Linked DNA regions of Mus musculus: regions 2 and 3 are each linked to region 1. A link is a loop called in an ENCODE intact Hi-C map of the cell type or tissue named here. Cell type or tissue: left cerebral cortex. All regions are shown on one strand.

The links. A loop is a pair of places that touch in the nucleus more often than their neighbours do. Peaks named below come from ENCODE experiments on the same cell type or tissue, not always from the same donor. Only the 100,000 strongest peaks of a DNase experiment are listed, where the experiment ranks them.
Region 2: a loop joins it to region 1, with 4 times the contacts of the local background. A loop is called at or near these places in 4 of 42 quality-filtered maps.
Region 3: a loop joins it to region 1, with 6 times the contacts of the local background. A loop is called at or near these places in 12 of 42 quality-filtered maps.

Annotation. Positions count from the first base shown.
Region 1 is chr17:90,581,907-90,589,906 of GRCm38, forward strand. It overlaps Nrxn1 (neurexin I), which reads right to left. Exons shown (of 23, transcript NM_020252.3): 14 at 7,942-8,000; 15 at 6,765-6,955. Among named protein-coding and RNA genes, the nearest start is that of Gm32337, 120 kb to the left of the region's middle. In left cerebral cortex, CTCF peaks have their summits at 2,369 (motif pointing right) and 3,234 (motif pointing left); DNase peaks (open chromatin) are centred at 1,413, 2,414, 3,211 and 3,691; H3K4me3 peaks cover 446 bases; H3K27ac peaks cover 3,406 bases.
Region 2 is chr17:90,448,863-90,456,862 of GRCm38, forward strand. All of the region lies in intron 17 of Nrxn1 (neurexin I), which reads right to left. Among named protein-coding and RNA genes, the nearest start is that of Gm32337, 9.1 kb to the right of the region's middle. In left cerebral cortex, CTCF peaks have their summits at 3,986 (motif pointing right) and 5,606; DNase peaks (open chromatin) are centred at 2,134, 2,740, 3,004, 4,034 and 6 more places; H3K4me3 peaks cover 5,741 bases; H3K27ac peaks cover 5,144 bases.
Region 3 is chr17:88,951,020-88,959,019 of GRCm38, forward strand. No RefSeq gene overlaps it. Among named protein-coding and RNA genes, the nearest start is that of Lhcgr, 160 kb to the left of the region's middle. In left cerebral cortex, a CTCF peak has its summit at 3,199 (motif pointing right); DNase peaks (open chromatin) are centred at 194 and 3,202; H3K27ac peaks cover 582 bases.

The DNA of each region.
Region 1 (8,000 bases):
GGAGAAGGCACCTCCTACAGATAAACTAGGGTTGTTAGCTTTTGATGTCTTAGCAACTAGTAAGAAATTAAGACGTCCAGATGGGTTGACCTGTGTAAAATTATAATGGAATTTGGTGATGAAATGAAAAGCAGCTGCCCTAGTTGGGGTGAACATTACCAGAAACTCGAATACAGTCTGTGGCTACCTGTGGCTCATCTCCATCTCACATCTAGACTTGCCACTCTCGAGTTCTCTGCTCGTAAATCCACAAATGTTTCGGAATGCTTCTCAGTTGCTGTTTTGGGCCCTCAGTAGCAATCTATTGAGGCTGATATCAACGATAAAATTTGCTTCCCCTGGTCCATGTAAATGATGAATTAGGGGACAGGGAAGATGGCTCAGGGGTTAAAAACACTTATAGACCTAGGTTTGGTTCTTATGCATATAATGGATCATAACCATTAGTGAGTCTGTCCAGGAAATCCAATTACCTCTTCTGACACTGAGGTCTGGCTCCCTGCTCTGTATGTACAGAGTATGCAAGTGGCACACATACATCAATGTGCATGAAGCACTCACACCCGTAAAATAAATACATTTATAACTGATTTTAAAAAGTCAGGTAGTAAGAGGCTGGATCTTGAGAACATTCACATGACACATGACTGGATATGTCACTTATCCGGAGGATGTCACTCTAGGCAGAGAGAGATGGAGGATTTAAACAAGACAGAGTTGTACGTACAGGCTACAGACCTTTAAGCTGCAATAGTGTTTGCTGGCCTGGAGTATGAACATTAAGAGAAGAACACTCAGAATGAACGTTAAACAAATCACAGACAACTGTGTGCATCCGGGAAGGGTATCTTCCTAGAGGTGGGGATGGCGAAAGTGGATTAAAACAAACTGTCGGAGATTTGAGAATCAAGAGGATAGGTTTGGGCTGATTTTGGCAAAGTCTGGGAATCCAATAGATTCAAAAGAAACAATGGTTTTATGTCTCTAATTGTCTTCGCAGTGACTGTGCTGTAACTCTTGTGTGGGGAAGGGAATAACAAAGTTGTCAAGTATTACATTGTCAGACTCACTGCCTTATTGTCACTGTTTTGTGCTGTGGTCCTTGCCTCCAAAGTAGTCCCTTTCCCCACTGAACATCAATTCTCAGCTGCACTGCAGCTAAAAAAAAAAAAATCACTAAAGTGTACTGCCAACCACAGCATCCCCAGCTTCTGCCGATTGTGCAGAGCCCCGCTCGATCAGAGAAGCAAAGCACCCTGCTTCCTTCTGAGACATAGAGATCCTTAGAAGGGCAACACCCTTCTCAGGAGGTTTGTACTGCATGCATGAAAGATCTAATTGGGCATTTATAGCCAATTTATAAAATGAGAGCAGCCACCACAGCTGGGAGAGCACCTGCTGCACTCTAGAGCCCACAGTGGCAGGTCCACTCATTGGGTTTAAATCCCGTGTTTGGGGGAATTTGACAGTGAGATAAAGCAGAGTTCCAAATCTGAACCACTGCCAGTAATGAGATGTTACGTCAGGGCAGTGCCAGCAGGCAGGGAAGAAAGAAGGTCTCAGAAGCATGATGATATTTGGGAAACAGGACTAGGGGGAGGGAGCAGGTGCCAGGGACACCCAGGTCTTCTGGAGATCCCGTGCAGCAATTACAACAAATTCCTACCCCTCTAAGGGCCCTCATGGTTAGCCACTGAAAAGGTGTCTTGTCTCTTCAATTTTCAAATAATCCTTAAAATAACCTCACACAAATTAAGAACGTGTTAGTAAATCTCACTACATCATGACCAAGAGGCCAACAAGAATTTCTTCCACTGTCAATATAAGTCAAATTCTTATCTGAACATTTCCTCTCTGAGCAAAAGGATCTAGGAAAGAACAAAAGAGCTACCCAAAGTCACACATGTCAAGCAATGAAGCTCAGACATGTTTAAATGTGATCAAAACTTTGGAAGTGACAACATTCAATAAAATGTTTTTCAAAGCACAATGTGAAAAGGTAGATCAGGCCGGTGTGCCTCATGTCCAGGTCCAGAGAAAGAGATCCGCTAGGGAACAAACTGATCTGCGTTACAAAAGAAAAGAACATGCATAGGATGTATGCAAATCTCCACTTAGACATGGAATCCGTTGGAATGGAAAGTCCTGGCTGATTAGGGGGCCTTTTACTCGCTTGGCCAAGGGAAACTCAGTAGCCGGCAGTTAGCTACCTTTAGTCGAAGATTTGAATGGAGATACGGAAAATGCTAAAAGATGAGGAAGGAAATTAATTTGGGATTTGTAAGAGGGATAAAGGAGAAGGGGACAAAGTGTTCACCCCCTGGATGACCTAGATGTAGCCAGAGTTACAAGGTGTAATTTTGCTAAGTGGCCACCTGAGGGCACTGTCCGCTATACACCTAGGACCATAGTCGGGCCCCAATCAAATTTTTAAAAGCCTCAATTTGCTGATGGATTAACTTAATTCTTAAATAAGGACACCCATGGAAGATGGAGACCCAAAACTATTCGTCTGTTCTATTTTTATTCTTGAACTACATAAATGAATAAGCAAGACTGACCTCAATTCAAATCCCGGACACTCATAAGGATTACATACAATAACCTCATTTAAATCCATTGAGTATTTAATAGGGACTCAATAAATATCAGCCCCTTTCCATATATTTTAGCATAGAAGTTGCCAAATTAGGACAAGACAAGCACACGGAGGGATTGCATTATTTCACTAAAGGGGTCAGTACTCAAAAGTTCCAGAATAAATAGAGTCATGCTATGAGATCAGTCCAGAGTACATGAATGTTGTGTCTTTCCTTGCGTGTTGCAGCTTGTACTTAATAGCCAAAGGGAATAGACATCGGCAGCTGGGAATAAAGATGAAAACAAATTGTATCAGCAGGGAGAGGCATACACCCAGGAGACTTGGGCAGTGCGAGAAAAGATCGCTAGAACAAGGTCATCAGCACGGAATTTCTTTTCTGGAACTCTCCTTGGGTAGAGGCTTGTTCATGACGATTTCCATATGAATCGAGGTGGGGAGGAGAGAGGTCTGGGTTTCATATTTCCACAATTACAAGATAAAACCCAGTCTTGGACAAAAGCCTGAATGGCTGTCAAGGCTAAATGTGAATTTTACATTCTGGAAACAAAGGCATTCTGTTTGCCTGCACTAGAGGAGCGAATTAATCCCCTCCCCAACACTGTGTAACAGTGCATGGCCCTATGCTGCCCTCTGGTGGTTCTTTTAGGTATAGTAATGTAAGTGAAAACATCAGAAATTTGATTTAGCCAAGTGACTTCAGATGAGGACTGACCAAAGTCAAACCCATTAAAAAGTGAGTTAAAGATTGTATAACATAAATTGTGCCTTGGTTCAGGATGCTCACGACATGTAGTGAGGATCTCTGACTACATCTCTAGTCGTTCCTGGGCATCCTTGGTGAGTTATTCTAAGAAGAACACGGAATTCTGCACTTCAGGAACTACCAGGCATGCAGTGTAGCTAAGCTGACTGCTTTCCCTTAGAGAAGTAAAGATTCTTCATGGATTTGAACAGGGTGTGGATAAGTCAGAATACATTTAATTCTCAGAGGGTGAATGTCAATGAAAATAAACCCACTGACTCAGATACAGTGATTCTCCTGCTTCCTGTATTCCTACGTGACTGGCAGGCACAGTCAGTTCCAGGTGTGAAGCCCTGCATGTCTCATACCCATAAACTCATCCTTAGTTCCCGTGGCTGCCCACGAGGGAAGAAAGAGCAGCCATTGGTTGTTTTCACTTGTTCTTCCTGTATCCTTTAAACAAGGCTTTCTCAAAAAGTCTTCATGCTCAGCCCAGTTGCGGTACCCACACGCAGTGCCATAGCTTTCCTCCCTGTCATGTCCTACATGTGAGTGCTCAGACGCAGTGTGTTCCTTGGGATGGTAACTTCATGGCAGGACCCTCAGCAGGAGTCAGTGCTCAGTAAATAGCATCTGGCTAGCACCGAAGTCCTGCAGAGCAAGGATGTGATGGGTTACATCACGCTCTCCCTCCAGAGTGTTTCTTGGGATTGCTGTTCCTATTAAAAGTCACAAACCCACTTATAACCTGAAACTTCAGCCTAATTTTAGGGAGCAGCTCTTGTTTTGTGACCTCATCTGAGAGGTCTGAAAGCACAGTGGCTTCACAGAATTGAGCAGGATAACTATTGGATTAAATAAATAAATAAATAAATACGTCAACCTGAAGAGGTAGATCTGTAAGTAAGAGTACTGCATACACAAGCATGAAACCCCCAGTTGGTATCCCAGAATCCACACAAACAGCCTTCGTGGCCATGCACATGCCTGTAAATCAGTGCAGAGAGGCAGAGACAAAACAGGAGTATGGCTGGGGATTCCTGGTCCAACGAGAGACTGTGGCTCTAAGGAGTATGATGAAGAATGCCACAGTTAAGACACCCAACACCCTTTTCTAGGGTCCAAACCCACAGCCATACACACGGGAATGTGCCCATGCAGCCACAAACAAACACACACATCTACTCAGCGTGGGGATTAGCCTCTGACTTAAACTGAGTTTTTGGTTTTTTTTTAAACATTTAGTAAGAGTCTTAAACTTAAAATCTGACTTTGTCCACTCTTCATGTAATTAATTCATGGTTTCGGCATTTCTTTATTATGGAAAATGCTTTTCTTTTCATCAGTACTAAAAGTAGTCCATGTATTAAGAAAATGTGTCTAAGATTTGTACAGGCACACACTCGTCTCAGAAAGAACCCTCTTGTAGCATACTATCAAGCTTATATCCATTGCAATAAATAAAAAGCAAATGTTTGCTTTTAGGAATTGCTGTTCCAAACATCTGAAGAGTCACAGCCCATGGAATTTCATTGTTCATGATGACAAACTGTGACTATAAGTATTAAATCCTTCAAGCAATGCTTCTAGTCATCTGAATCTCTGACATGCCCTCTGAGGTCTCTCAGGAGGATCATGTATGTGCCTTGAAAACTCTCTGACATAAACCAGGCATTATTTTATTAGCTCATAGTTGGCCTGGCCAGTATACTGAACTTCAGGCTTCCCCTTTCCTTAGAAATGGCCTCCTGAGTCCACCATGCAAATGAGGGCATCCTCTGAATACCAAATACATAGCTCACTTCTGTCTCAGAGAAGACAGAGAAACAGAGAAGCTTATTAAACTGCATTCCTTTGAGTCTCCTGTTAGGTTTGCAAAAGAGAGAGAGAGCCCTTTGAACTTAACAAGGGGCTTCCTATGAAAGAAGGGAAACACCATTAACACATATTTTACATGTGACAAACTAGGATCCAGCATTGTAAATATGAACCACAATTACATAAAGCAAAATATTTTCTTATTTCAGCCTGTTTAAAAGGCATTTTTTCCCTCTAGAATGACAACTCTTAGATTTTCCTTCTCCATTTCTGTAACTCTCCAATGCATTTATTTCTTGAATCAAATGAACGGGCTCCATCAATATAAATCCGTTTTTTAAAAGGAAATATGCCTGTAATGATATCTGAGAGGCTTTGCCACGCACCAGGACAAAGCAGGGGAGAAGAGAGGGAGCTGTGCTTAAATCTGGGTTTACTCCTCTGCCCTCTAGAAGCTACTCCATCCCTTGGTGAGATGTCCAAGCCTCTCAGTGACAGTTCAATGTCAGCTTCTCCAGTGTCTTTTTGTCCGGATCCGTATGACAGGATATGTGGCTATGGTTCTCACATTGGAGCCATGCAAGTAGAATCTAATGTTATTTTATCCTATTGCTAACTTGTCTTCTAAAGCACTAGAAAAATGAAATCTCAATAACGAAAAAATGTCTGCTAAGCCTTTCCCAACAGCTCACTAAGCATCATTCATATGTGTGTGTGTGTGTGTGTGTGTGTGTGTGTGTGTGTGTGTGACACAGAGAGAAACAGATAGGAAGATAGATAGATAGATAAATAGATAGATAGATAGATAGATAGATAGATAGATAGATAGATAGAGATAGATAGATGACAAAGATAGAGGGATAAGTAACAGGAAGATGTGTGTGTGTGTGTGTGTGTGTGTGTGTGTGTGTGTGTGTGTGTGTGACACAGAGAGAAACAGATAGGAAGATAGATAGATAGATAGATAGATAGATAGATAGATAGATAGATAGATAGATAGATGACAAAGATAGAGGGATAAGTAACAGGAAGATGTGTGTGTGTGTGTGTGTGTGTGTGTGTGTGTGTGTGTGTGTGTGTGTGTGTACGTGTGCATGTGTGTATTAGGGATGTGGTAAGGAAAATGAAACTAAAACAGATTACAAAGGGTAAGCCACACTCAGAGATATTGGCAGAAGGGTCTGAAGTCATCAAAGAAATCTAACCAAACAGGGGAATAAAACTAAAAGGGTCTAGAAGTTCAATATGTATCTGGTTCTATTAACTCCAGATTCGTAGAAAAGGATTGGGGCTTAAGAAACTTCCAGGTGTCTACTTTTCCTAACAATATCAGGATTAGGAGCACATTTCCTCATTTTTAATTTTTAATTATGCATGCATTCTTAGGTGTTGCATTTTTGAACTGTTATTAAAAATACATATGTTCGTGCTACATTAAAGGAAGAACAGAGAATGGTGTGTTGTATTATTAATCATGTGCAACGGCCGGAAGTCTGGTCAGCCTTTACAGAAGGCATGTGCATGTGCCCTAAGTAAAGGTTTTTGTTTGGTCGTGTACAGATGTTGGAGAGATGCTGGTACTACAGCTTAGACAGTACTTACTCTTGAGGTCTAGATTTCTGGCTCCCGCAGTGATTTGTGTTGTGATTTTTGTGTCGATCTTTACTGTGTGGAGATTGCTGGTGTCCCGTGAAATCATCACATTGTGCCACTGATTGTCGTTGAGTGGTTTGTTTGAGCTCCCTTTGATGAGGTTAGCACCGTTTCCCAAGTCAAACACATAATGTAAGTACCTAGAGAGGAAATGAAATGGAGAAAAAAGCCATTGCTTTCTGAACGAACACGGATGGTAAACAAGACATCACACATGACACTTTCAGGTGAATCTATCCTTCTAGTGTCTGAAGACAGAGTTGGATGCAAGACAAACTAAAAGGAGACAGAATTCCCCATTTCTACTGTCTTCTCCTTTGGTTAATCACACTGGCATGGCAATACTTCTCATGGAAGGTGTGTTCTCAAGTGTCAACAACATGCTCTAATGCATATTTCCTACATAATGCATATTTGTCTTTCTGTTTAAGACTCCTTAAAATGTGTGCATGATCATCAAAGGAAACTGATTGTCATGGTTTTGTGTTGCATTTTCATATTAGCCTAGACTCAGTTGGGGTCTATGGTGTGTGTGTGTGTGTGTGTGTGTGTGTGTGTGTGTGTGTGTGTGTGTATGTGTGTGTGTCTGTGTGTGTGTGTGTGTGTATTTATATAAGTATATAATAATATTCACTGGGTGGATAAATAAATGTCCAAATTACTGAAGATGTGTCCATTGGCACTTTCAGAACCTTTTATTTACACACCATTGTTCCTGAACTATTCATCACACAATTAATCTTAAGTTAATTGTAATTTCATCAAATAACTAATATGATAAACTGGACTAGCTACTTGTTTGAGCACATAGTGGCCTAACAATACTTGTGTAGAATTAGTGTCAAACCTCAAGAAATACACATTTGAAGTATGAGAGTCATAGGAGATCTACCATGAACTAAAACTGATCTGTTCCCACATATATAACTGTACATACAAGCAGCTGCATCGTTCTGTATTTACTGAAGATACCTAGTAAAGGTTATGAAAAACTGAGTAACTTGAGTTCCTCCTCCTGCTGACCACTGCGTAAGTCAACATACTGCCTTTCATGTAGAATTTGAATATTAACATTCACTTTTATACAGTGTTGTTTTCTCTTTTCATTGAGCTGATATATACTTACCCTTTAACTAATTCAACCACAATAAAGTCATTTCCATCCCCACTGTTATACAGAATTAG
Region 2 (8,000 bases), 130 kb before region 1:
AAGCAAAGTTGGCTGAGCACCAGCATCCAGTGTGGATGTAACTGGTTCAACCTCTTAATCTACTCTGGCCAGGAATCTTTGCTATGATGAACTTTTTCTCAAACTGTAAGCCCTGTCCCATGAGTTGCAATTGTCAGGGTATTTCATCATAGCAACAGAAAAAGTAGGGCAAGCATGCCTAGAATCAATAAAACTCTTCAAAAGACAAGCAGAGCATGAAGAATTAAAAAGATTCTTATGTTGTTGACACTGAGAATATACCATTATGGAGCTCTTTGACAAGCAGTCTTATAGTCTTTTGATTGACTAAACAATAAAAGCAAGCTGTATGCTGCTGAGATTGTTAACATATTAAAATATGTGCTTTTCATAAAAGAGAAATACAAGGTATAGCAATATTTGGGTCTCTGATGGCTAACTATTAGTGTAGGTAAAAGTAGAGGGAGGGTGGCTAGTCACTTTTCTATACAAGAAATGATGTAATCCATTCTGAGAGATATGCCTAATCTTAGTTAAACACCTAAGCTTAAAGCTCTGATGATCAACTAAACAGGTAAAAGTGTAAATGAACTAGACCAGGTCTGCCCATGACCTCCCAAGAGCTTCAAGGAAACATATTTGACATGGAGGAAGATGCATTGAAAGACATGGATTCAACCTCCATTTTCCCTATTTGCATGACCCTGTCGATCTGGTCCACTCAAGCTACTTAGATCTCTGTTGTCACAATGTTAAGTGAGAAGTGATGTTCTCATCCGACCTTAGAGTTGAAAGAGGCTAACGTTTAAAGAAATAGTCAATTCCAGAGGTCATTCAGTTCATACCTGGCAGGCTCAGGCCTAGAACTCAGTCAGTTGATTGCCTTTATGCACAGCGACTATTTACTAGGCTCTTAATTGTGAAATAGTATAATCTTCTAGAGTTTGCATAGGATAAAGTTCGTGATCTTATTTGTTGTTCCTGGTGTTGTAATTTATTGTATTTTCATTTCATAAGTTAACAAAAAACAGCTTTGTAAATTTATACGATTCCTGTAAGTGGCAATGGCTAAATTTCCCCACGAATCTCGTTCTGAGGATTATCACCACCAGACTGAGCTGCCTATCTCACATCAGTGTTCATTTCAACCAATGAATCTTCCATCTTAAGTACGCCTATAAAACAAGTCCAGTGTGTATCTGAAAAATAAAACTTGTGTTTATGCTACAAGAAATAAAAGCATCAACTTGACAAAGGGGAATTGTGCAAAGAAATCTTCCTGGAATATTAATATTTAAGGCAATAGAAGATAGTGGTGATAAAATTCAGTTTCATACTTTTATTTGACCATTTTATGGTGTAGTCCAGATGACTACTACATATGGATAAACTTTGTAGGATTTTGTTTATCATTGTGTTTGGAGATTACCTGTTTTCTAAGAGAAATTATATTTATTTTTCTAAAGATTGATATTTTCTGAAAGTATGGACTTTTAGAGCTAAGGTATAAACATGATGATTGGACTTTAAGTGCTCTGGCTCCTCCTAGCTGGCCCCTCCCCCCCCATATATTCCCTTACACTGTAGCCCTTAATGGTACCTGGTACACAAACAAACATAGATACTTTTTCATTTATGGCATATGTACTCAGCAAATAGGTAAACAATCTAAAGCATAAATATATTACTCTTTTGGGACAAACTCAAAATTTCTCTAGGCTGTCAGGATTATTTAGAACATAAATGTTTCAAAAATGTGTTTCAACACTATTCACTGACCATCTTCTTCAGAACATATCAGTGATGTCTTTGCTTACAATGTCAACAGCCCAAGTGTGGAGTAACAAAACCTGTTCCAAACATTCAGAGTTAAATGTCTCCAGTCACCTATAGTAATCAATAACCAGAGCGATCTTCACCCAGGCAGAACATAGTGAAGATTTGCTAATCAATTCTCTTGGTTGTGATCGAAAATAAGTCAGAAAGTTTCTATCAACAAGCATGTTACAGTCCACAACAGAGTTATTGATGACACCAGTGGGGCACCAACTGAGTGTGTCTACATGCAGCACACAGAGGTGTTAAGATAGACTAGACACAAAACTGGTGGCTGGATTATTCATAATGAATTCTACTCCAAAAGACCCCATGAAGCCACATGGAGAACACTCTCTACCTCTGAGATCATACAATCACTTTGGGCTATGGGGTCACAAATCTCTGACTGTAATCTCTTTTTCACTCTGATCAGAGATTGGCTCTATTTCTTGGCCCATCTTTGACACGACATGTCTCAGTAGCCTCGCACACACACACACACACACACACACACACACACACACAAAAGATATTTAAGCTCCCTTTAGAACTTTGTCATATGCCTTGAAAGTACTTTGGAAGAATATGTTACAAATTCCAGCTATGAATTTTATCTTTATTTAATGTCATTGAGTTCCCTTAAACACAAACCTAGCTTTAAAATTCGTTCACTTCTCCCCTTGAAGAAACCATTTTGCTCTTTAATAGTATAAGCTCATCACAGTAATATAATTTCCAGAGTTCATATTTGCGGGAAGAGATGAACTGACTTTAGTTGCTAAGATCTGTGAATGTTTTCTCCTTTCTGTATCTTCTGAAAATATTGAGAGGCTTTAAGCTAATTTTCTAAAGTATGCAGAACATTGGTGCTTAGGAATGCTGGGAGCTGAGCAGGGAACCTGAGCATAGCACTGACATCATTCTCTGCTCCACACATATGGCACAGCACAAAAGCAGTACTGGCTGAGCACACGGGTCTATTCTGGACTCCAGTTGGCTTTAATTATAAGCAGCCTTGCTTCTTATCATTTACAGTTACATAGTTCTCCACTGACTTAACTAAAAAAAAAAAAATTTATACAGAAGTTGTTTCACCATCTATGTTTTTAAATTCATACAAAATTGGGGAGGGGAGAGGCAGAAACTGTCTCCAAATCTGCTTCTCATATATATGCACTTAAGAAAATCCTCACCACAATCTTTGCAATTGGGTCAGCTTACACAAAGACATGTGTGGTAGACATGAGCTCCCTCTGCACCCGCAAACCTTGTAAGTGACACCTCATAATAGTGCAAATGAAGCATAGCATGAAAAAACATGAAGAAGAATGAACCTGGATCCAGCAGTTTCTAAAACATAAGAGACTAAATTTTCTCCCTTAGAATATGCTACCCAAGCTTTCCTTTCCTTACATACACTTAACATATATGTACGTACTCCTTATTAAAAAACAAACAGTCTTATGCTTCTCGGAAACTCTAAGACAACCAAACAGGCTCATGTATTTATCCACACATGCACATTTGCAAGAGTCACAGATTTTAAATGAAGCCTCCTTTTTAACTTGCCTTCATTTCCTAGTAGGAATTCATCACACTGTCATTTACCTTTTTGCTTTGCTTTCTCTCTCATCCATTAGGCTCAGCAATTCTTTCCTTGTGAGCCCTTTGTCCTAATAATTAGCTAAATATTCATCAAGCTTATTGACCCAACAAATTCGACTTCACCTCTTTCTATTAGGTTTCTCTCAAGCTCCCACCCTACGAGCCCTGCTCTGGGGCCCTCTGCTCTCCTTGCACACCCTGGTTTCGGAGTGCACCACCCTCAGACACCGATTTTTTCAGCCTAATGTTCTTAGCTTGCTCTCTATAGAATTGTCTCTTTTCTAGAGAAGGGAGGGGAGACATGTGAAAACTTCACACCTGTATTTTATTTAGGACCTTAAATTCTGACTGGTGAGTATGTAGGAATGGAGGGAGGTTTTACAAACAAATGTGGCCACATAAATAGCATTCTCTGAAAGAAAGAAAGTTCTCTGACCCTAAAGAATAATGCCTACTGTGGCCCATTCACTGTCTCTACCTGCCCATCTTGATTTCTCCTTTTCAATGATAGATGAGCCTGATTTTTCATTCACATACAGACAATCAGTCTATTCTGGAGGGAAATAAATGTTACCAAAGACCAGCAGAGGGCATCTGCCTGGGGTAGAAGCTACATTTGTAAAGGAGTGTCAAATTGCTACAGGGGCCCTTTTTGTCCTGTCACCTCCACAAGCCCTGTCCACATTCTCAGACCTTACCACTGGGTCACTCTGCAGAGTCAGACCCACAAGAAACTTATGTGCATATGAGATAATTAGCTCATAGCGCCCCACTGCTACAATTAGCCATCCCACACCCTCACATACCCCCATCTGGTACACCACTCCCACCCACCCACGCTCTGTCTGGCCCTCCTGTGCCCTGGCTCTCCTTCCTCCCACAGGAGTGGTATAATTCTGCACAAAGGCAGAGCAGTGGTTGAGGGCTACACTCAGGTAAGGTAGCAGTATGCTCCCCAGAATCTAGGGAGTCAGAGGGAAGAGCACCTGGAACTCTATGGTTTCCCAGGGATCTGCCCTCTGATATTATAGAAAGCCCTGGTTCGGGTTTTACTAGGTGTCTCTAAAGGAATTCCTTCAAGAACCAGGTGAGGTAAACAATCAATTATTTGGAGCCAATGTAAAGTGTGTCACTATTCCACTCCCAGTGAGGGGTTGCCAGGGTGACCTGTCTCTGTTCATTAGATCATGCTGTAGCTTTTCATGCCTAGCCCACAGGAGTCCCGAGGTAGGAAGTCTATCCCAGGAGAAGGGCCCGACATCATAGTACTAACAGTTGCCCCTGGGAGGGGAAATACATGAGAGGGAGTAGAGGATCCAAGGAGCAGAGTCTCAAAGGTGAATTGACTGCAAGAAAGAAATGGAAGAACAGCCAAAGAAAGTGATCACAGCGTCCAGCCTGCTGGGTAAATGAGTAGGTCTTACACTCAGAAGAGACAAAGAAAAAAGCCTCACAGGCACTGAGAAAGGGGGGGGGGGCGGGAAACCTGGCTGATTTTGTTATTTTATTTTTGGCAATTCGGTGAATCTGATATAGCTTTCATCTAAACATAAGAGGATACTGGCTCACAAGGCATTTCTCTACACTCAGATCTTCCCTAACAAACTGGAAAATAGGTCCCTTTTCCTGAAATTTCTCTTCTTCCAGGCAGAACTCCTGGCTTAGTCCAGGAAGCCTGCACTCCATGGAAAGAATTGCACAGAGGAGGGAGCTAGACTGGCGGTGTTCAGGAGACCAATCTTCAGGGAGATGGGGGTCTGTGAAGTCTCAGACCACTCCCATTGCATCTAGAGAATAATTCGGCCGTGTGTGTGTGTGTGTGTGTGTGTGTGTGTGTGTGTGTGTGTGTGTGTGTGTGTGTGTGTGTGGTGGAGAAAGGATGGTTTCCAGGAGGAGCTCTGTGTCCAGTAGGGACTGACGAAGATCAGAGAGGGTAGGTAGCTCACTGTACTGCTGCCTTATCCAAGTAAGACACACGTGGGGTAAGAGGGAATGGCCTCCTGTTGAGTGGGTGCCTAGTCCCGGGACCTCTTTCCTGGCACTGCAGTCTGGAAGCAGCGCTTTGGAGAGATGCACAGGTTCGAATGCTCACTGCTCGGGCCAGGAAAGATGGTCTGGAGGTGGGGCAGCGCTGCACAGACAAAAGGTTCTGCAGAGCCCTCATCTCTCTCCCTCAGTTACCTCTGTGGAGCGCGGCGCCCCATCTGGCCACTGAGTGACCTTCTGGCGAGAGACACCCCCTTTCAGCGGGGCCAGGCTCCCTGCCCAGGCTGGTCCTGTATTAGATGCCCACATCTCCCGGCACCTCGGCAAGGCACGCCCCTCCCACCCCTCACCACAAACACCCGCGCTGCCTTCACCCATCCCTTTCTATTGTCTTCAAAGAGATAAGTGGCTCCCAACAAGCACACCTAAATGCACCTCCCTTTTCTCTGGCTCCCACATCTTAGAGCCTTAAGGGCCGAGACGCCGCGATCAAGTGCAGGGTTGAAGAGGGGAAGCAAGAGGATAACCCGCAAGAACTTGGCATTGCAGACCCACCGTGTCCGCCTCGCAAGGATGCTGGTGACCTGTAGATTGCAATAGGCACTGAATGATGCTTGCTGCTGCCATGGAAATGGTGGATGTGGTGCGCTCCCAAACTGGATGCCCCCCAGGCCACTCCTAGGAGGCCGCTGAGGGTGAGCGGGACTATCCAGATCAGGGCCAGGCGCCCCCCTGCGCCGCCGCCACTGCCGCCCCCGGGCGATCCCAGATCGGCGCCGCACCGAAGCATCCTCTGGTACATGGCGGGGCGCCCGCCAAGGGGCAGCCGCCGCGGGAGGCAAAGTTTGGGGCACAAGAAGAGAAGAGGAAGCCGGGGATCGGGCGGCTCGCGGTTGGCTGCTGGATTGGCCGCCTTACCGCGCCAGGGCAGCCATCCTCTCCCTCCTTCGGACAGTCTTCTCAGGGTCCTGGAGTCTGCAGTGCCCTACAACAGTACCCCAAACAATCCGAAACATAGCCGAGGTGAATGTAGCTGGCCGGAGGACTTGTCCGGAAAAGCAGACCCGAAGAACAGCAAGCGCAGAAAGGGTGGCTGCTTCCAGGTTTGCAGGGCTCCAGGTTCTCCAGAGATACTCCCCAAGAGTTTCGGGCGAGAGTGTGTGCCGGGGTTGGGGAGCCTGGAAATTGTTTAAAGCTCCTCCCGGAGGGTCTTCACTTCTACATGACAGCCATCCACCGGGAATCCACTAGGTAAATCCATTTAGCATTGTGCGCGGGGAACTGGGAGACCACTTCGCCGGTCCAGCCTCCTTTCAGGAAAGAAGCAGACCCCATGGACGCAAGGCACCCTGTCCCTCCATTCAGCCCTGGCCAGCTCTCCAGCTCCCGCCAGCCTCACCCGGGCAGCGCGCAGAGCAGCGGCGCGCATCGCCTGCTCCAGAGGCAATCTCCGAGTCCGCCGCCTCCTGACACTACGCCCGACGATGGGTTCAGAGGGAAGTGGGCACCCTCGTGAAGACAGCAGGGATCGAACTGGGGAAAGCGAGCGGAGGAAAAGCAGGGGCAGATGAAAGAGCGGAAGAGGAGAAAATTTTAAAAAAAGAAAAGAAAAAGAAAGAAAGAAAAGGAAAGAAAAATAGAAAGAAAAAATAAATAAAAGAACTGAAAAACCACACACGCTGGTGAAGCAAGGGGCTCTATGCAAATCTGCAGTCTCCAAACAGCAAATCACCGAAGCTCGGATGCAATGCAGAGGACGAGCCTATGTAAGGAGGGAGGCTGGTCTAGCTTTCCGAAAAAAACCCGCCCGCTTTGCCTCTCCCTGGCATTCTCCACACATCATAGAGGCACGTGGACGCGATGCGGGAAACACCTAAAAGGCAACGCTCCCTTCTCAGCCAGGTGATCCTTCCCTCTGAATCACTTGGGCAAAAAGCACTGTCCCCTACCCCTCTGCATAAAAGTAACCAGTGTCTTTAGAGCTCTTAAAAGGGAAGGAATTCTGCTTTTTTTTATTGGGCCAAACTTGTTCTACCGGGTGTTCAAAACCAAACTGCTAAAAAAGGCTTGACACCGTCCACTCAGCGTCAGTTCCGTTGATCTGCTTACTGCTCACATTATTTATAACAAAGAGCCCTCCTTCCCATTACAACACTGTGACTCCTAGGAACCAGTGTAAGTCAGGGGAACTGAAAGTCTAGGAAGGCAACAGGATGAGCAGCCAAGGAAGAGGTAGAAGAGGGAAGCAGGGAACAAAAGAGGGTGAGAAGAGAAAGAGAAGTGATGTGAATTAACTGTCTTTCAGTAAATAAATTGGGATATCAAAGAATTCTTGAGATATGGACTTGTCCCTCTGTGATCTCTCCTCTTCTAATGACGGGTTCTCACCCAATTTCATAAGGGAAATAGAATCAGGGCCAAACATTCTAAGACCTACTGTCCCCAACAACAACAACAACAACAACAACAATGACGAGGACGATGACATTTCCATGAAACTGAACATCTTTCTGGAAAGCTTTGTGTCCCCAGTGGGGGGGGGGGGTGAGGGACAGGGGAAAAAAGCCTGCCTATCATTCTAGATCATACACTGTTCATGTAACCAGACAGGT
Region 3 (8,000 bases), 1.6 Mb before region 1:
GCTGTGGAATGGTTATGTGTTCGGAGTAGATTCGTACATATGTTTGCCCATATTGTACATATGATCCTTGGTCATTTGAGTGCATGTCCAAGCTGGCAAGGAAACTGCCCAGCATCTGCTCATCTTGTGAAAATGTGCCACTGTGTTGATAATTGTGATCATTTCAGAGCATGTTCATTCTCTGTTGTCTATCGTTGGGGCTCTGTATATCCCATGTGTTGGAAGTTGCTTCAGTGGGGAGTGCCACACTCTGGGAGCATGTCTTCCTTTCTGGCTGGGATTCTCCAACTCCAGTGGAAGCTCTCATAAAACCCACACTGAGCATCCAAATCCCAGCCGAGCACCATCAGTGAGGTCTGTCTGACTCCCACCATCCCTGTTCCACAGACCCTTCCACATAGAACTGCATCTGATTTTCTGTCTAAATCTCTCATTTCTTATGATTCTTACAAATTCTTGTTATGATAGAGGGCATATTTCGTGAGGACAATTATGAAACTATATTTCTATACTCCCAAGTCCCCCCATGCCTAGCCCATAGGGGACTATTGTGCAAACAACCCATAAAAAAGAGTGGCTCAATCAATCATATAAAACCTTATAAATCAGAAATTAATATTATGGCTATGACTTACTAATTGCTTTTTTGGCTTTGCAAGCGTCAACTTGATGATCTAATTCTCCCATCTATAATAAGCATAATTTAAAATTTTAGGTTTCTTGCAAAATGATCAAAACAGAGACACATTGCTAATTTGCCTCCTACTAACAAAAGCTGGTTTTGTTTCACAGTTTCAGCTATGGCCAGACACATGTACCATTTTTTATTTTGCTTAATTAACTCTCTTTCTCCTCAAAAGTTTAAAAGTTGCTAATTTATAAAAATGACTTTGACGACTTAAGTAAGACCTGAGGTTGAAAGAAACAGGTATTTGTCTTTCCTACATTTGAAATCTACCTGTGGAAAGCTGGTCGCAGGGTCTCTGAGTTTTGCTAGAACTCACTTATGGAATAGGGACAGAGACTCTGATTGTGTAAAATAAAGGGTAAGAGTGCTCGGTTAGTCTTTGGGATGTTTTAAACATCCATTTTTAATTTCCTCTCTGTCCACTCACTTGGAAACCATGGCTTTTCAAAAGGCCGCTATCTGGCGATCTCTGTCACTTCAGTCTCAGAACTCACTCAACACCTTGTCTAAGAGACTTTCACCAAACATGTTGAGAACACATACTTACTGGAATCCAGGGTCCACTATGATCAGAGAAGTGGGGTTTGGAGCACTGTAGTAGGGGGAGGGGATTGGGTGTGGGTGGGATTATGAGGCCTGTGCAGACCTGGCCACCCTTGGGTCTGATTAGAGAGAGGACACTGGGAAAGAAGAAGTTAGAGTTGCTGCTGAGTGTGGCACCTCAAGGCCATGAACAAAGAGAAAGAAGGAGAGTTTGGAGGTCAAGTTGCTCACCCCTGATTTCCATGCAGCGGCTGAAGCTGCAGGAGGTGCCATCTTCTAGGTAGTTGAAAATGTGAAACAAGAGACTAGGGAAGTTTCCCATAGACAAACTGAGTAGAAGCAAGGTTGGTAGAAGGCTGTTCAGGTATTATCTGGGAACAGAAGAATGGAGTCTTTGTAAAATCCATCTGTCCTACTGCGAGAACTGCATGATTCTTCCTGTAGACAGAGAACAGAGGAGGGTGGTTAGCAGCAGAAAGAAAAGAGCCCTGTGCACTGCTGTGCTGTGCATATGTTTCTGCACATGTGTGCACACAGGTATGGGATCATAGAAAGGTCTAGAGCCCTGCCCACTGCTGTGATGTGTATATGTTCCTGCACGCGTATGCACACAGGTTTGAGACCACAAGAAGAGGAATAGGAAATGTTCATTATCACTAAAATATATATGATCACTCTTGATTTTCCTGCTATTTTTGTATTATAATGTTTTACTTTCTGTCTGAGACATGAAAACATGTGCACAACCTGTTTTGATCAGAGTCACGTCTTCCCTCTCTACCTTTCCCCAGAACCCCTTCATGTGCTTGCCCCAATTTCCCTCCCTGCAACATAATGTTCTTATCAATGATTTAGGAACTTCATATAATGCACCCAGATCACACTCCTCCCAGGTGGACCCTCTCATTCATGCACCCCTCTCAAGGGAGAAATCAGGCCCCATCTGTGTTATCTATATACTCATTGAAGCATGGTCAAACTCTCAGTAGCAAGCTCCTTAGAAAGGGGTTGCACAAAAGCTGTCAATGTTTCTTATTTTTCTCTTCTTCCATGTTGTAATAACCCACAGCATGCAGCCAGTGCTGCTCATCTGTGCACATATGTTGGGCCATCACCACAACATGGACAACTTTCCTGGGACCACACCTTCAAAGAAAACGGACCCTCGCTTAGCAGTCATGAACTGACAATAACTGTGAATACTTTCTCACCCATGCTCTTGTGTTGACTGGCTCAATCTTGTGTGAGTTATGTGTAGATGACCATAGCTACTGTGAGTTCTTATCATGTCCTCAAGATACTGTTTACCAATAATCTTCAGCAACCTCTGTCTCACAATGGAACAGTCTTTCCGTTATGTTCCCAAGGTGTGTGTGCATGTGTGTATGTGTGTGTGTATGTAACAAATAGTCATATTATTGTCCATACCCTAGAGTAAGCAGGTGTTTAGTAAATAATTGTTTGAGAGAAGAACCAGAATTTATTAATTTTAGAAACATGAAAACATGTGCACAACGTGTTTTGATCAGAGTCACGTCTTCCCTCTCTACCTTTCCCCAGAACCCCTTCATGTGCTTGCCCCAATTTCCCTGGAGTGTATTTCCCAAGACCTTGCTGATGTTGACTCTAGAGCCACTTTAATGAAAACACATTAACATTTACCTACAGCCCTGACTTGCTTTAACTATCTGCAATGCGATCTATCTGGAAGCACAACGCTGCTAAGAACTCTTGCAATCTACTGCAATACCAGGAAGATCACTGGCTTAGTAAACGCCTACATTTAAAAATAATTTAAACTTACTTCATGTCTTATATAATAGGAAAATCTTGATTAGCTTTGAAATTTATTTTTGGAAATTTGCTGAAAATAAGCTGTCTGGCATAAGTGCATTTAGGGATGGAATTAGGAGGTGTGGAAGAATCAAGGGTATGCTGGGTAACCTGCCGTTACTGCATTTACCACTAGATGGTGACCTTGTACTTGCTTGGTGATCTGCCCACTGCCAGAGGATGGCATAGTCAACTCTAGGTGGTTGAAACCCGGAGAGTGAAATTGGGAAGTTTATTGGAGTTGTGAAACGAGATGGTCGATGAGATTTGAAGTAATAAAGCTTGGGGACTTTAGTATCTTCCTGACCTGTTCACAGAGAATGTGATGGGTTGAGAACATAAGGGCATGGGCTAAATGCCTATGGTATAGAAAGCAGGAACATAAGACCCACATTCTAGTGCACCTGCCCACACTTTCTTGTCTTGTGTTTGGTAAGGCAGAGAACTTCTTGGGATGCCAATAGCTTCACCTGCAAAACCGGAGAAGACCGAATCTGTTAGGATCTGGGCCAGTTGTCTCCACAGTCTGTTCTTGTTTTGTCTGTGACTGAGAAAGTCTTTGATCTGAGGGCACCAAACATACTCAGTTGGCCATTGTCTACATTAAATAATTCACTTTTCAAGTCAGGCGAATAGAATTTTCGTAAAAGACATTTTTTTTTCCCATTTGGAGAAGTGTGGATATGGGACTTTGCTGTAGGCAAAGAGTAGAGAAGATGGTTGAAAGCTAAGAGAGAAAAAGGCTCACGTGACGTGTTCATGTCTAAATGTGTGTACACTCAGGACTGTGACAATGGAAAGGTGGAACAGTAGGAAATGCCCATTGTCACTAGGAAGGGTCTTAGTGTTGTTGATTGGTCAGCGTTAATTGTTTTCAGCCTTCAGAAGAAGCCTTCAAGAACTCATGATAATGGTTTTAAATCCCAGAGAGACTTAGTGTAGGTCTTATGATATCTGTACAATTAGTATAAACAGTGATTTTATCTCACACTCAATCCAAGGGCTTTGCTTGTAGAACATCCCTATCCATTTACCCAGAAAATGATTTCCCTTAATAATTGATGCTGTTTTACTAAGAGAAATATAATATCTCCAGAAGGCTGAAATGATTATGCGGAGATGTTGAGCTGCTGTTGGCACAGAAAAGGAACTTGGTTCTTTCTTCTCTAGTCCAGAATTTCCCTAAGTGAGGCACAAGAAGTGTCTCGCTTTATCTTAGATTACTTATGGATTATTCAGAATTGACTGAAGCAATACAAGGATGACTTTTCTGGTCTCAAAACTTATCAAAGTGCCTTATGTTACTGTTGTATGGATCCTTGCACTGCAGCAGAAAATAACGTCCAAGCTGGGCAGGAGCTGATAGTTTAGAGAAGGGAAGGCAAAGGAAGAGAAAGAAGGAAGGGGGCGAAGGGAGAGGGAGAGGAGGAGAGACAGAGAGAGTGTGTTGTGGGTGACTTGAAGGAAAAAAGTGAAGAGGCTGGGGAGGTAACTTTGCTCTTAAGAGCAGCTTGATTTTGCAGAGGACTCAGGGTCACTTCCCAGCGCCCACCAGTCGCCCACCAGTTCTGTAACTCTGGTTCTAGGGGATCTGATGCCCCCTTCTAGTCTCTATAGGCGCTGCATGCATACTGTGCACGTGTGAACAAAGTACTCATGTGCACAGAATAATTAAATAATCTTTTAAAGGACAAAGGATGAACTAGATAGGGACTGCATTCAGAAGGGCTTATGTCCATGATTTCATATTCTGTCCTCCCTCGGGTTAGTGCTTTCGAATAATTGTCAAAAGTAGTCAAATATTCTCTCTCTACCATCCCTTGTGAGCTTCAATAAAATTTAATCATTTCTGAGAAGCTCTTTTTGGTTCAAAGATGGCCAGGACAGCTGGGCGCCTGAGATGAGAGCCTGGATGTGATGTGACTCCACTTACTCACACGTCCTCTATCTTATTTAATCAAAGGATTCTTAGCTAGGTATTTGCTGTGCAGCCTTAGTGTTTGTAAAGTTGCACATGACCACATCTTTGCATGGCATTTCTCTTTCCTTTCTAAACTCAACAATGAGATTTTTTTTCATTAACTAAGAAAAGTATTAGCATTCTCAGGAAGATGGTTGGTTGAGAGAAACGTCAGTTTGAAGACGAGGAAGCCAGGGACATGCAGGGATTGGCTGAGGAAGCTTTCTGGTATGTTCTTTCTTCCCTGTTGGTTACTTTTGGGTGTTGCCTGTTTCTTGGGAAGGAAAGCAGCGGTAGCAGGATGCAGTCGATGGGCACCGGGGGCCAGGCCAGCCAAGAGGAGAGGCCAGGATCAAGACAGCTGGATAGCCCTGAGCATTCTGTTAGTCTGCCTCCACCTTCCATTCAACATCCATCTTCAAAGAGTCTGCTTGTATTTCTGAAAGCATGAGAAGACATCAGCATGAGGCAGGCCAGGGCAGTGCTGGGCAATGGTGGCCTGGGGATAGGAAAATTGTACCTTTGTGACCTTGAGGCCATCTTCCTTCAATTCACTGGAAGAAGAAAAAAGGCCAAAGTAACGAGATACTATTTGTGAAAGCAGTTGATAGTCCTAGGGGAGTAAAAGATTAGCTAATAAGAAAAAAAATAGCTCGACATTCGAGGAGGGGAAATTCTTTGGGAGAAATACATTAAACCGAACAAGGTAAACAAGAGGAAAAGAAATGAACACAATTAAAAAATAAGCCTAGCAATTATCTTTAAAGAGGTAAGAGACCATCAAAAAACAAATTGAAGAGAAACACAAAGAAACACCAACTACAGACACTGGATAGCTACATGTAATTTACACAGGTTTTTTTTTTTTTTTTTTTTTTTTTTTTTTTTTAAAGTGTGGACAAGCGGCCTATTAAAATGTTGACAGCCAAAGAGCATGCTAAATGTCTGAGATTCTGGAAGGAGAAACTTGGTTAGAAGGCACTGGAGAAGGGTACGGAGGGTTGAAGTAGCTATAGTATTCATGTAAGAAGATTACAGAAGGAGAAAAGGGACCCTGTACTGAAAGGACACAGAGAAAGCTAGGCAGGGGAGGTGACCTCACACAGAGACATTCTTCAGCAACATTAAAGAATATCAAAGAAAAAGAGGAAATTTTACAAGCTTTCAAAGATAAAAAGCATATTACCCAAAGGAACAAGAAAATCAGATTACAATCATCCCTGATAAAGCTGCGCTCGATGTGGTAAGGCAGTGAATTGATATCTTCCAAGTGTCAAGGAGACAGACAGCAAACCCAGAATTTTATAGTGAGGAAAATTATTATGTACAATATTTGGAGTTTTCTTCATGGTCCTGGGGCATACTGGACAACCTTTTACTTTTTCTTCTTGCTGTGAGAAATACTTGACTTGAAACACTTTAAGGGAAGAAGCACAAATTTGGGAATACAGTCTGTTATGGTGGTGGAAGGCCCATGTGGTGTCATGAGCAGGAGACACTGCATCTGCATCAGGAAGAAGAGAGAGAGAGGGAGAGAGAGAGGGAGAGAGAGAGAGAGAGAGAGAGAGAGAGAGAGAGAGAGAGAGACAGACAGATAGAGAGACAGAGAGACAGAGAGACAGAGAGAGACAGAGAGAGACAGAGAGAGACAGAGACACAGAGACACCACAGAGACACAGAGAGAGACAGAGAGACAGAGAGACAGAGAGACAGAGAGAGAGAGAGAGACAGAGACACAGAGACACCACAGAGACACAGAGAGAGACAGAGAGACAGAGAGACAGAGAGAGAGAGAGAGAGAGAGAGAGAGAGAGAGAGAGACAGAGGATGTATTCAGTTTGCTTTCTCCTTTTACTTAGTCCCAGATTCTGGCCCATTGGATGGCTTCACCCGTAGTTAGAGAGGGGTTTTAAACATCAATTCACTCAGACTAGAAATGGCCTTACAGACCTACCCAGAGATTTGTCTACAGGGTGAATCTAGAGCCTATTGATTCGACAGTACCAACTCTCTTACTGAGCAACCAGCAGTCCACAGCAAAATTATTATTCTAACATGGATTTGAAACAGGCATTTGGGAGCACATGTGGTCTTGGTCTCACATGATAACTATAGTGGGATAACTTCTGAATGATGCGTTCTAGAGAGAAAGGAGAGAGAGAATTATGGGATGTCCTTAAATAAACTGGTTCAGTGATTCTAGAAGAACAAACATGGAACACACATTGTTTGAGAACACAAAGATTAACTTTTAAAAAATCATTTGTGAAATCAGCCTGCAGAGGATTTGTCATTACATTCCAAAGAGCCGACCTGATACAGACCAGTTCATCAACAATAAAACAGTTTAGTACTCAGCCTTAATCTGTTTGTGTTTTAGCATTCACAGCTGGGCATGCTGGTATTCCCTGTAGTTGCCTTCCAGCCTTTGGGAGGCAGAGACAGGAGGACCACATATTAAAGGTCAGTCTATATACCAGTGAACCACTGCATCAATGAAATGGTGGACTATTGTTCAGTGGTAGAGCAGTTGTGTAACATGTGCAAAGGTTCGATCACCAGCAAAACACACACACACACACACACACACACACACACACACACACACACACACACACAATGTGGTTATGTGGGCAGGGGCCCACTGAGGTCATGACAGGGTATCCCACCACCTTGGAACTGGAATCACAGCAACTGTGAGTTGCTGATGCAGGTGCTGAGAACTGAACTCAGGTCCTTCAGAGGAGCAACGAGTGCTCTTAACAGCTGAGCCATCTCTCCAGACCATGTTATACATTCTTCAATGTTCATTTATGGGTATTCTTAATGTTTTCTGGATATGAACTCACTGCCAGATACATACCTTGACAACACCCTTTCCTGAGTTTTAGCTTGCTTTTTATTTTTGTAGATGTGTCTATTGAGGAGCAGACATGTTGAAGTTTGATTACCTTTCCTTCTTTCCCTTGTTTCATG